Linked DNA regions of Mus musculus: all the other regions are linked to region 2. Evidence: chromatin contacts called from ENCODE Hi-C or POLR2A ChIA-PET data. All regions are on one chromosome and are shown on one strand. Each heading gives the region's core, a stretch centred on a gene start or an enhancer-like site at or near the end of the contact. The rest is flanking DNA. Distances are from core to core; before and after follow the strand shown. Region 1 overlaps Notch1 (notch 1). Region 2 holds the start of Surf6 (surfeit gene 6). Region 3 holds the start of Dipk1b (divergent protein kinase domain 1B).

What was found. Hi-C counts contacts between places; a loop is a spot of excess contacts on that map. ChIA-PET counts read pairs that join two places held with the same protein, here RNA polymerase II (POLR2A).
Region 1: a map of T-helper 1 cell shows a loop between it and region 2 (2.9-fold over the local background). The contact joins the enhancer-like site here to the promoter of Surf6 in region 2. A Hi-C loop is called at or near these places in 3 of 37 maps with a recorded cell type or tissue (T-helper 1 cell, T-helper 17 cell and regulatory T cell). POLR2A ChIA-PET finds 5 or more read pairs at or near these places in 2 of 5 experiments (both embryonic stem cell).
Region 3: POLR2A ChIA-PET joins it to region 2 with 11 read pairs in Patski. The contact joins the promoter of Dipk1b here to the promoter of Surf6 in region 2. POLR2A ChIA-PET finds 5 or more read pairs at or near these places in 4 of 5 experiments (Patski and embryonic stem cell).

The regions. Positions count from the first base shown.
Region 1 is chr2:26,489,465-26,492,668 of GRCm38, forward strand. The region is part of intron 2 of Notch1 (notch 1); the gene reads right to left. Among named protein-coding and RNA genes, the nearest start is that of Notch1, 13 kb to the right of the region's middle. Within about 2 kb of position 1,292, at least 1 of the 3 ENCODE cell types and tissues checked has a DNase peak (open chromatin) inside an H3K27ac peak, as active enhancers do.
Region 2 is chr2:26,900,828-26,904,232 of GRCm38, forward strand. It overlaps Surf6 (surfeit gene 6), which reads right to left and starts at 2,060. Exons shown (of 5, transcript NM_009298.4): 1 at 1,867-2,060. The coding sequence starts at 1,960.
Region 3 is chr2:26,626,704-26,630,154 of GRCm38, forward strand. Dipk1b (divergent protein kinase domain 1B) reads left to right here and starts at 1,754. Exons shown (of 5, transcript NM_019833.3): 1 at 1,754-1,996. The coding sequence starts at 1,934.

The DNA of each region.
Region 1 (3,204 bases), core at 42-2,541, 410 kb before region 2:
CTTGCAGCAGGCACCAGCAGATGCAAGGTGCTGAGGGACTCTCACTCTGAGCATGGCTAGGTTTGAGTCACAAAAGTACAGTCCCTCCCTCAAGAAATGGACTCATTGCACAGGTTAAAGCCCCCATCTGAGGACTGGAGGCACCACAGGCCCCTATCTGAGCATCAAGGCTCTTGCTTATTCTTCTCTGGGACCAGGGGCCTGCACTGAGGCATCTGAGCTCCTAGGGCCCAGAGGCAGAGGGTGGCTCAGTGCATGACTGCATACCTCAGGTCCCCAGCACCACTGAGAGTGATGGTGGTGGAGGGAGCCCCTTGCCTTCTTTAGTCTGCTCTACCTGTGTCTGCAGCCACCCAAGTATAGCTGAAGCCCTTGTTCTGCAAGCTCCCACTCAACAAGTGGTGACCATTCTCTTGTACCCAAGGGATGGTTCCATGCAGATCCCTACCCCAGCCTGATTTTGTTCTTTTCAGTAAAAATACAGTAAAGCTTGCTGCCTGCCACCCAACCTTCACACAATGGGTCCAAAACCAGGGCTACCTCTCACTCAAAGCCCACCTTGTAGGATTTTCACAGGGTCAACAAACCCAGCCCCATCCAGGGCAAAGGCTTGGGGAGGGGGGCAGGAGAGAGGTTCTGGGACCTTGGCCCTGGAACCTGAGCAGAGACTAGCCCAAGCCCCCTAAATTCTGGTGCCTCGATGAAGGAAGGTGCTTACAGCAGGCTGAGTGACTCCCTGGTATCCTCCCTGGTTCAGAACAGTTGATTCAAGCCCAAGAGACAGGGGACCCCTACAGACTACAGTTCCATCCCTGCTCTTCCCCACACAACTCAAGGCAAAGAGCATCAAGTGCCTCGCTCTCCTACTAAACCTGCCTGGATCCAAACACTTGCCTGAAGGTCATTTAGAACATTGGGTGAGAATAGCCCTCTTCAACCCAGTTTCCTGCCTCACTGTGGATAGATGTGCACAAGCACGTGGGTATCTGCCAGCATCGTTCCTAGAGGGCACAGCAACACTGCTGCTTACAGCCAGCATCAGTGCCTCACCTGCGCCAGCAGGGAAGGCAGGCAGGAATAACCGAACTGTATTCTCCTCCCAGCCTTAGGGACCCTGGCTCCCACAGCGGCAGGAAGCTGAGAAGACAGCCAGCACTGTGGAAAGTAGACACCCCTGGACCAAACATCAACTGCTGGTCAGACTGGGAAAGCAGTGGTCAGAGGAGGAACATGGGTCACACTAGGGCAGGTGTAGCATGTGGACAGGTGGCTGCAGGGCTGGCCAGGATTGAAGCCAGTGTCCAGCTTTCCAGCTCAAAGAACCACTCCCAGCACACTCAGCTCTTTTGTCTTCAAATCTTTCCCCACAGTTGCATCCTTGGGTGGTTTAAAATACGCTGAAAAAGGAAGCTCAGGAAAAGCGCAGGCTTCCTGGCCTGGCTCAGGGAAGCCCTTTGTGTGGGAGACAGTTGAAGTTGGAACCTGCCCTCTAGGGAAGCCACCTTTTCCCACTATAGGGAAAACAATACTCCCCTCCAGGCTGCTGCCGGTGAAGGCCCCTCTGAGGGGGGCAAAAAGGCTCCTGGGGGTGGGGGTGGCATTAAACAATTTCCTGAAGTTGGTCTGTGGGAAGTGGTGACCCACGGGAGCAGGGGTGGGAGACTCCACCCAGTGTGCCCCTTCCACCATTGGTGAAAGCACCATCCAGCAAACTAGGGTCACCAGGAAGCAGGGGTCACTGCTAGGGTGTGAAAAACACCTGCTTAAGCTCCTGCCTCCACTAGGGACAGTTTCCTGCTTGATCATCCCAAAACACAGACAGTCCCAAGCTGCAAACAAGGCTGGGAATGTGTCTTCCCACATTCCACTCCACAATGCCTGCCAGCCACTCTGAGTGGTCCCTGGGACTCATGCGGACAAACCTCTGTGTGTGCAGCAGTACCAAGGAAGGCTAGAAATAGCCACAGTGGACAACGGCAGGCCACTCTGGAACTTAGCCCTGGCCCTGAAGCTGCTCCCACTAAGCAGAGGGAAAAGCTTTGTCCAGAGAGAGATGAAGCCAGAGGCCCCAAACTGAGATCTACAACAAAGCACCTGTCCATCGCTGCTTCCCCCAAATAAATGTGAAGATGGTGAGAGGGAGCTATCCAGAGACGACTCTGTCCCCCCTGCTCCCCCCCACCCCACCCCCCCACCCCCGCCCATCAAAGTTCAAAAGAGAAGACATGCTCCTACCTGGCTAAACTGGGCCCTTGGATGCCAGAAGCTTCACCTCACTAGACTCTTACTACAGTCCTGGAGGTGGGCTAGGCCCATTTTACAGATGGGAAGACAGAGGCTTAGCAGGCTCTGCATATACATTCCAGATTCTGTAGTGCTTAATTCCTGACACCCACAGTGGAACAGCCTTGGTTCAGAGAACAGTCACAGGCAAGACAGAGTAGCAGAGGCTCCCTGGGAATGTGAGAAGTTTCCTGTATCCCAAACTGCCTCATCTCTTTGGTTATCTGATCTCGGGGTTGGGGGGGGAGGGGACGCGGGAGGGCAAAGGCACACACAATAGGGGAGTTTGGCTGAAACAAAACTCCTAGGAAGGGGGCAGGGTTCTTAGTGAGGGACCCAGAATTGGGAAGCCCCTGCCACTGACTGCAAGGGAAACCTCAAAACTCTCAGCTTCACCAAACCCCTCAAGACCCTCCTAGCGGCTGGTCACCTGCCACCACCCCAGTGGCTATCGTTTCCAGTTGGTGGCACTGAAGATGTGCTGATGAAGCCTATGTCCAGCTACCCACTGGGGCAGAGCCACACTGGCTGCTGGGCAGACAAAGTGACACAGATCTTGGCTGCATTCTTCCAGGGCCCCCTAGGAAACCCGCTTTCAGTGAATTCTTTGAATGACTTGCTGAAGTGCAGACTGCAGCTTTGGTGGGGGACCCCAGAGGTCACCCCACTCCTCAAAACTCAGCAGCCCCCACTTCAACCAAATGTCTTCCAACAAGGAAGAAGTCCCCTGCTTGGGAGGTCCCCATACTGCAGCAGATAGGAAGGCCCCATCCCAATAATGGTCACAAATTGTCTCACAGTGTACTGGCCATCCATGAGAATCTTCTGTTCTGCCTTAGGACACAGGAAAAATGAGAAGGAGAGCCAGTTGAATGTACCCTGCTCTAGAAGGGGTCCAGGGAAGAGGAGGTACTCTGGGGA
Region 2 (3,405 bases), core at 810-3,309:
CCCATGCTGGGGTAGACTTTGGTGGTAAAGCTGTGTTTGAATCATTTCCACTCCTGTGAGTCACCCCATAAGGCTCAATTCATTTGCCTCTCTGGACTTCAGCAGTATTCTGCCTTTGGTTCTGCCAGAGATTTCCTGGAAAGAAGCTGTCTGCAGACTGACTCCTCCATGTGACTAATAGATAATAAACGTTTTGGAATATACTCACTTAGCAGGCCAACCTAAAAATTAAGAATGCTATCAGCACCAGGCACACCTTTAATCCCAGCACTCCACTTCAGAGGCAGATGCAGACTAATCTCTGTAAATTCAAGGCCAGCCTGGTCTACAGGGTCCAGGACATTACAAGCTACACAGAGAAGCCCTGTTTGGGGGACGGGAGGAACTGCCATCAGCATCTAGTCCTAAAGAAAGCTGTCATTTTGCTATATGACCTGGTATACACTCTAATGTATTTTAAACCTGCTTTGACTTTCTTCGTTCTGTCAAACTTCAAGAAACTACTTCAAGGAATATTTTCCCTTGGAAAATGGGACTTGGGGAAACCTAAACCCATGTTTACAGGCCACCATCATTCTAAATGGGCTCCAGACCAAATGCTTCATTGTGCTCACGTGCAGCATGTGTGTCCTGGCTGAGCAGGTACTCATGTGTCTTCCTACATGATACCACACAACAGCTCTCACACACATTAGGCAAGTACTCCAACACTAAATCATACTTCCAAACCTCCTTTTTCTTTTGGTAAATTTATTACATTTTAATCATGTGCACCATAAATGAGGGTGGCTGATGGGAACAATCTGGTCCTCTCCTAAGAGCTGTAGATACACAGAACTATTGCACCCTCTCTCCAGCTCCGTTTGTTTGTTTGTTTTTAACACATGATCTTAAGCCAGGCGGTGGTGGCACACCTGGGAGGCAGAAACAGGTGAATCTGAATTCAAGGCCAGCCTGGTCTACAGAGCAAGTTCCAGGATAGCCAAGGCTACACTGAGAAACCCTGTCTCCAAACAAGCAAACAAATAAAAGGGGTCTCAGTATGCAGTCCTGGCCATCTGGAATTCACAGTAATCTTTCTTGCTTGTTTGCCAAGTGCTGGTGTTAAAAGGCTTGCAGACCACCTCCCACCTGTGCCTCCCAGACTCGTTTACTTTTATGAGTGCTGTTTGTAAGTATGTCTGTGCATCAAGACCATCCCTGGTGCCACTGAGAGCCAGAAGAGTGTTAATGAGTCCCTAGAACTGGAATTAGGGGCTGGTGTCAGCTGCCATGTAGCTGCTGGGAACCAAATCTGGGTCCTATGCAAAAGTAGCAAGTGCTCTTAACCACTGAGCCATATCTCCACCCGCTCCTTTTACTTTCGGAGAGTTTCCTGAAGTTGCTCATGCAGAGGTGATCACATCCTGTAGTCCTGACAGGCAGGCGGGTCTTGACCTCGAGGTCTTTCTCCTCAGCCTCCCTACCAACCAGGCCCAGACGCAATTAACATTTTATGATTTAAGACTTGCTTCCACTTCCAAAGATAAGGAAATGTTAGCGCTTTAAACTAAACAGCCAAGAATGGAGTGTGCGTTCTTTCAACACAAGAAACACATTCACAGACAAGGGCTGAAAAACACACACGCCAGTAAGAAAACTCTTCACACTTGTAGTAGCAAGCCCGATTTTCTTTCCGTTCGAGTCTGGTAATTTCCTAACTGCCTCCCACTCCTTCAGGGCCCAGAGCTCAAGCTTTTGCTGTCCCCGCGAGTACCCACCCGCTCGAACTCATATCCCTTGCGGGGGGTCCGGCCCCGACCTAGGACAGCGGGCTCCTTACTGACGGCGTCTGCTCCCAAAAGCTGCTCGAGCCGGATGCCTTACCCCATGTGCTCCTCTGTCGTTCAGGGCCAGGCTGCGCGCAGATCTTCTTGGCCAAGTCCTGAAGATAGGTATCCTTGGCCAGGAGAGAAGCCATGCTGCCAACCAAGGCTGGGACCAGAATAGGAAGCTCCCGCGGTGGAGCCCCGCCGGAAGCTCCGTACACGCAGGTACCACCAGTAGAGCGGCGTGACCCCGCCGGAAGTATCTTATGCGCAGACGCAGCCTGGAGCACCGGAAGCCACCCCCAAGGATTAGCCGTAATCTAAACTCCAGGTTAGCAAACCAGCCAGCCAGCCCCGGAAGCCACAGTGTAAATCCGCTAGCAGCTGCTTTCCTCTCGGAGCTCAATTAGCCATGCCTGACGGGCCGGCTACTCCTCAATCTGGAGGCGTTTCTCTGAAAATGGAGCCTGTAACCTGAGAGGGCTGGGCTCCCACCGAGCTTGAAGCCCTCAGGGCCGGGCAGACCTGGGCTACTATAGCTCTTTCCCTACTGCTGGACTGAAGGTCAGAACCCCGCCTGCAGGGGATGCCCAGCATCCTATTGCCACTCCCGCCACACAGAGCAAAACGCAATCAGGTATAAAAAGACGTGGGCCACAACTAGAGACCTGAGTATGGCGTGGATCTTAGATTACATGCGGTAGCAATGAATCTCAATGGTGATGAGCCCTTAGGAATAAGAAACTACTTGCAGATGGCGTTAAAGCTACTTATGAGGAAATGAAGGGAAAGGCAAGCCCAAAGAAGAGCCTGCCCGGTAGTTTTTTGGGTGTGACCCAGCAACTCAGAAGTTCATGAAAAAAGGTGACACACAACTTACATCACTTGTGACTCTGAATTTCTAGAACACTAAATCCCCAAGCAGTATCTCCAGGGAGCTCTGGCCCTGGCCACGCAAGCAGAGGAAAGACAATGGTGCCCTTTAAAGGAGAAGTTTCGCTTTTAAATGTGAACGACAGAATTGACTAAACAATAAAACACTGTCTTTCACTAGGTGGCTAAGCTTTCTCCAGGGCACTTACAAGCTCTTCCAACAGTTAACACTGCTTTGGCATCACTGCTGGAAAACTCCCTCACTGGGGCAGTGACTTGCCCCTAGCTACACATTCCAGTGCTATGTTCTTTTTGGCTATTGTAGGTGCTGGGTCACCTGGTGACCAGCCTATGTTCCTTATAGACCCAGGACTACAACCATGGATGAGGCATGCTGATGGTAGTCAGGAGTGACAGGCTGAATGCACATACCTGCCCGAGAACCATGGTTTCTGTATGTCAGCCGTGAGCCTGGTACTGAGGGGCAATGGGGTCTGAGCTCCCGGTTTCTAAGATCTTCGCTTCTGAGCAAGACACCTCAGCCTTTCCAAGCCCAAGGCCAGTCCTTCTAAGATGCAGGCATGATAGCTCTAAGTAGGATGGCAAAAATAGGTGGCATCAAAGGTACAGGTGCTGCAGTCATATAGCTTGCAGTACTAGCGGATTCTTCATCCATTTATTTTATGTCACGGATTTACTAGATGCCAGGAACCCAAAGCTATAT
Region 3 (3,451 bases), core at 504-3,003, 270 kb before region 2:
ATTGTACTCCCAGAAGACCAGACTGAAAAATAAAAATAATTACTCATTCCGCAAGTCCGTGACACCAAGCTTCATGTTTTCTCTTATGAAAAGATTTGATTATTTGTGTGTGTGTGTGTGTGTGTGTGTGTGTGTGTGTGTCGGGGAGGGGAGGGGAGTCATGCGTGGGGAATGGAGGTGCATCATGTGTGCACATGGAAGGCAGAGGTGGGTGCTGGGTGCTTTCTTCGATCACTGTCCACCTTTTCCTTTGAGGCAGGGTCTCTTCCTGAACCTCAGGCTGCTTTCTCAGCTAGGCTGTGAACCAGCAAGTCCTAGCAACCATCCTACAACGGCTCCACTCAACCTGTAACCTGGGTTACAGGTGTGCGCAGGATGCTCGATCTGCTACATGGATGCTGAAATTTGAATTTCAATCTTTATGTTTTCACAATAAGTGCTTTCAGCTGCTGAGTCATTTTTTTCAGCCTTCCCGTCACCACACTTAAACTACATTGTTTATCTGACCTGCAAAATCAAGATTGAAGACATAATAAAATAGTCAAACTGCTTAAGCAGCTCGTTTATAATTGGTGCGATAATGAAACAATCCCATGTTTCCCTTCTTTTTTCTCCTTCCTTCTTTTCTCCCTCCCTCCTTCCCTCCCTCTCTCCTTTCTTTCCTTTCTTCTTTCCTCTCTTCCTCCCTCCTTCCATCCCTTTCTTCCAGCCTCTCTCCCTTCCTTCCTTCTTTCCTTCCTTGAGGCAGGGTCTCCCTTTGGGCTTCTGGCTAGTCTGGAATTTGAAACATAGGCCAGGCTGGTCTTTCTGCTTCTGCTTCTTGGTTTCTGGGACACAGACTTGATGCTATTTTCCATTTGTTTTGTGACCTGCTCCTGGCTCTAGTTCTCTTCAGCCTTTCTAGCTTATAAATCCAAACCCTTCAGCTGGGCTCATGGGACTCTCGCTCCACTTTTATGAAGAGAAGGTTGGCCTGGTTCACTAATTGCGAAGCAATTAACATCCTTAAACTAAAGCTGTCTTTTATCATTTTGCAAGGCATATATATATGGACAGCACTGGGGCACAGGGGAAGGCGTATTCCCTGGGAATGCATATGACATCGCTATAGAACCCCTAAGAAAGGTGTGGGTGAGGATTGAGGGCAGCTGATGCGCATGGTGGACGGTGCATTCTGGCCATTGTCTGCTAAGTTCAATAAGCCTCTAACTAAGGTCAGCTGCTGCTTTCCTAATCACCCTAAATGGGAGTCACAGGAGAGGGGCGTGTCTGTCCATGGGCAGAAATCAGAAGAAACTGGTTCTCAGGAGTAGTTGCTGACCGCGTGGGCTGTGGGTCCTTCCCTATGCCCCGGTGCAACAAGGGCTGAAGACTCTCGGTGCCAGAGGTGGTGGCCTCAGGACTGACTAGCCTCACCTGCATACTGGGGAGGGATGGGGGCAGATCCATCAACGTCTTTTACCCTTGAAAAGGTGGAAGAAATGCGCAAGCGCAGGCGGGGACCTTACAGGTCCTCAGCGCCAGCCTGCCCCGGTGTTTCATGCTCACACAGGGTTGCCGTAGCGGGTCCCGGAGCTCTCGGGAGGTTGGGGGTGGGGGGGTGGGGGGTGGCGTAGGTCCCCAGCGGGAGAGCTAGACTAGCCGCGGGGCCGCGCGCCAGTCCTCCCACGCGCGTGCACGCCCCTTCCGTTTGTCTCCACACGCGCGCGCACGCCCCTCTGTCCATCTTCCCGCGCGTGCACGCCCCTCCTCCAGGCCGTCTCCCCGCGCGTGCGTCGCGGTCCTTGCTCAGAAAGGCACGCGCCTTGCCTTTAACGCGAGCCGAGGACGAGCGGCCCGCATGGAGAGCGAGCGGCGGCCGCTGCGGGCCTGGCCGGGCTGGGGCTGAGGCCGAGCCAGCCGCGGGGTTCCGCAGCCGGGGCCGGAGCCCATCATGCGGCGGCTGCGGCGCTTGGTGCACCTAGTGCTCCTCTGCCCCTTCTCCAAGGGCCTGCAGGTAAGCCGCAGCCGGCCAGGTGCTACCACACGGGGAGGGGCAGGGCGTGGGATGGCGAGGGTCGATGGGTGCACGCGGGTGCACCGGAGTCCTTTCTAACCTTCGCAACTTAAAAAAAAAATTCTGGAATAGCAAACTTGGCCAGCCCCTGGCCAGTTCTTGAGACAGCTGGAAACAGGGGCTGTGGTGACCTTGGGCCAGTGGAGGGCCAGCTCCTGTCTGCAGAAGAGGCCCCTCCCCTCATGCTTTGAGGTGATGGAGTCAGGCCTCTGGGCTCCAGCCGCTGGTTGCCACGGTCCTTAGAGCCTACAGGAAGGAGCCAGCCCTCACCAGTCTAGCCAAGGTCTCTCTGAAGGGCCGTCCTGAGGATGCTGGAGGATGCCTTTGTCCTGGGGCCTGGCCTCCCTTAGACTGTTTTACATAAAGGATGAGGACTGAAGCCTGTTGGATGCAGAGCTCTTCCAGGCCCAGATGCCCTTGTCTGCCCTCTTCCAGAGGCAGTAGCTTGTGCTGTGATCCATGCTCAGGCCTAGGTTGGGTTCGTGACCTGAGGTGTATGGGGGACCCTTCTTGTGCCAGGAGATGGGGTGTACCCATACCCCTAGCCCTGAAGCTAGGCCCTGACTCAGCAATGTGTGGACCCAGGAGTGGCAGGAGAGGGGTTTGGGCCAGTTCCCAGTGGGGCTGGTTCAGAGAGAGCCACTGGCTGAGCCCTTCCTGCCCCAAGCCTCAGTTTCCTGCGTGGGAAACACTAGGGCACCTGCCACCTGGCCCGGGTTTCCTGGGCAGGGAGTTTGCTGTGCAGTTACTATCCCTGTAATGACCTTCCCACCTTCCATGTGACTTTTCTGGAGCTGGACTGTTCAGCCTCGAAAATTATGGGCCCAGGGCTTGCCAACTTGTTCCCCACTGAGTGGCAGAAATCTGTGCGAGCTTTTGAGTACCACTGTGGTGAGTCCCGCCCCGGGGTGAGCAAAGACTCAGGGATCCTGGAGAAGAGCTGCGTCAGACAGAGGCCAGGTAAACCATCAAAGCTTAGCCAAGGTAGTCTAGGGGAGCCACCTGTGCCAAGGTGGCTTGGGAGGGCCTGCCTGGAGTGGTCTCTGACCTGCAGGTTTCTAGCGGCTTCTAGTTCTACATCACTTGGGCCAGCCTGGGCCAGCCGCTGTCCTGGCCCTGGCCCTGGCCCTTTGCTCTAGGTGTGGCTGAGTCCTTTGATCTGGCCTCACAGCCAGTGTCCCTGCAATTTCTCAGTCTTCCTGTTTTAATTTTGGACAAATCTGAAAGAAACAGCTGAGTGCCAGAGCCATGAGTGTCCCAGGAGAAGTCCCCAGAGCCATGCCCCGGAATAGGGACCATCTCCTAGAACTTTCTGGAAGAATGTTCTAGAAGAAGGGCTAAGCATCATTCCTGTGGTAGAGGTTCCTTATGTTCTGGCTCGGAGGCAACTAGGGT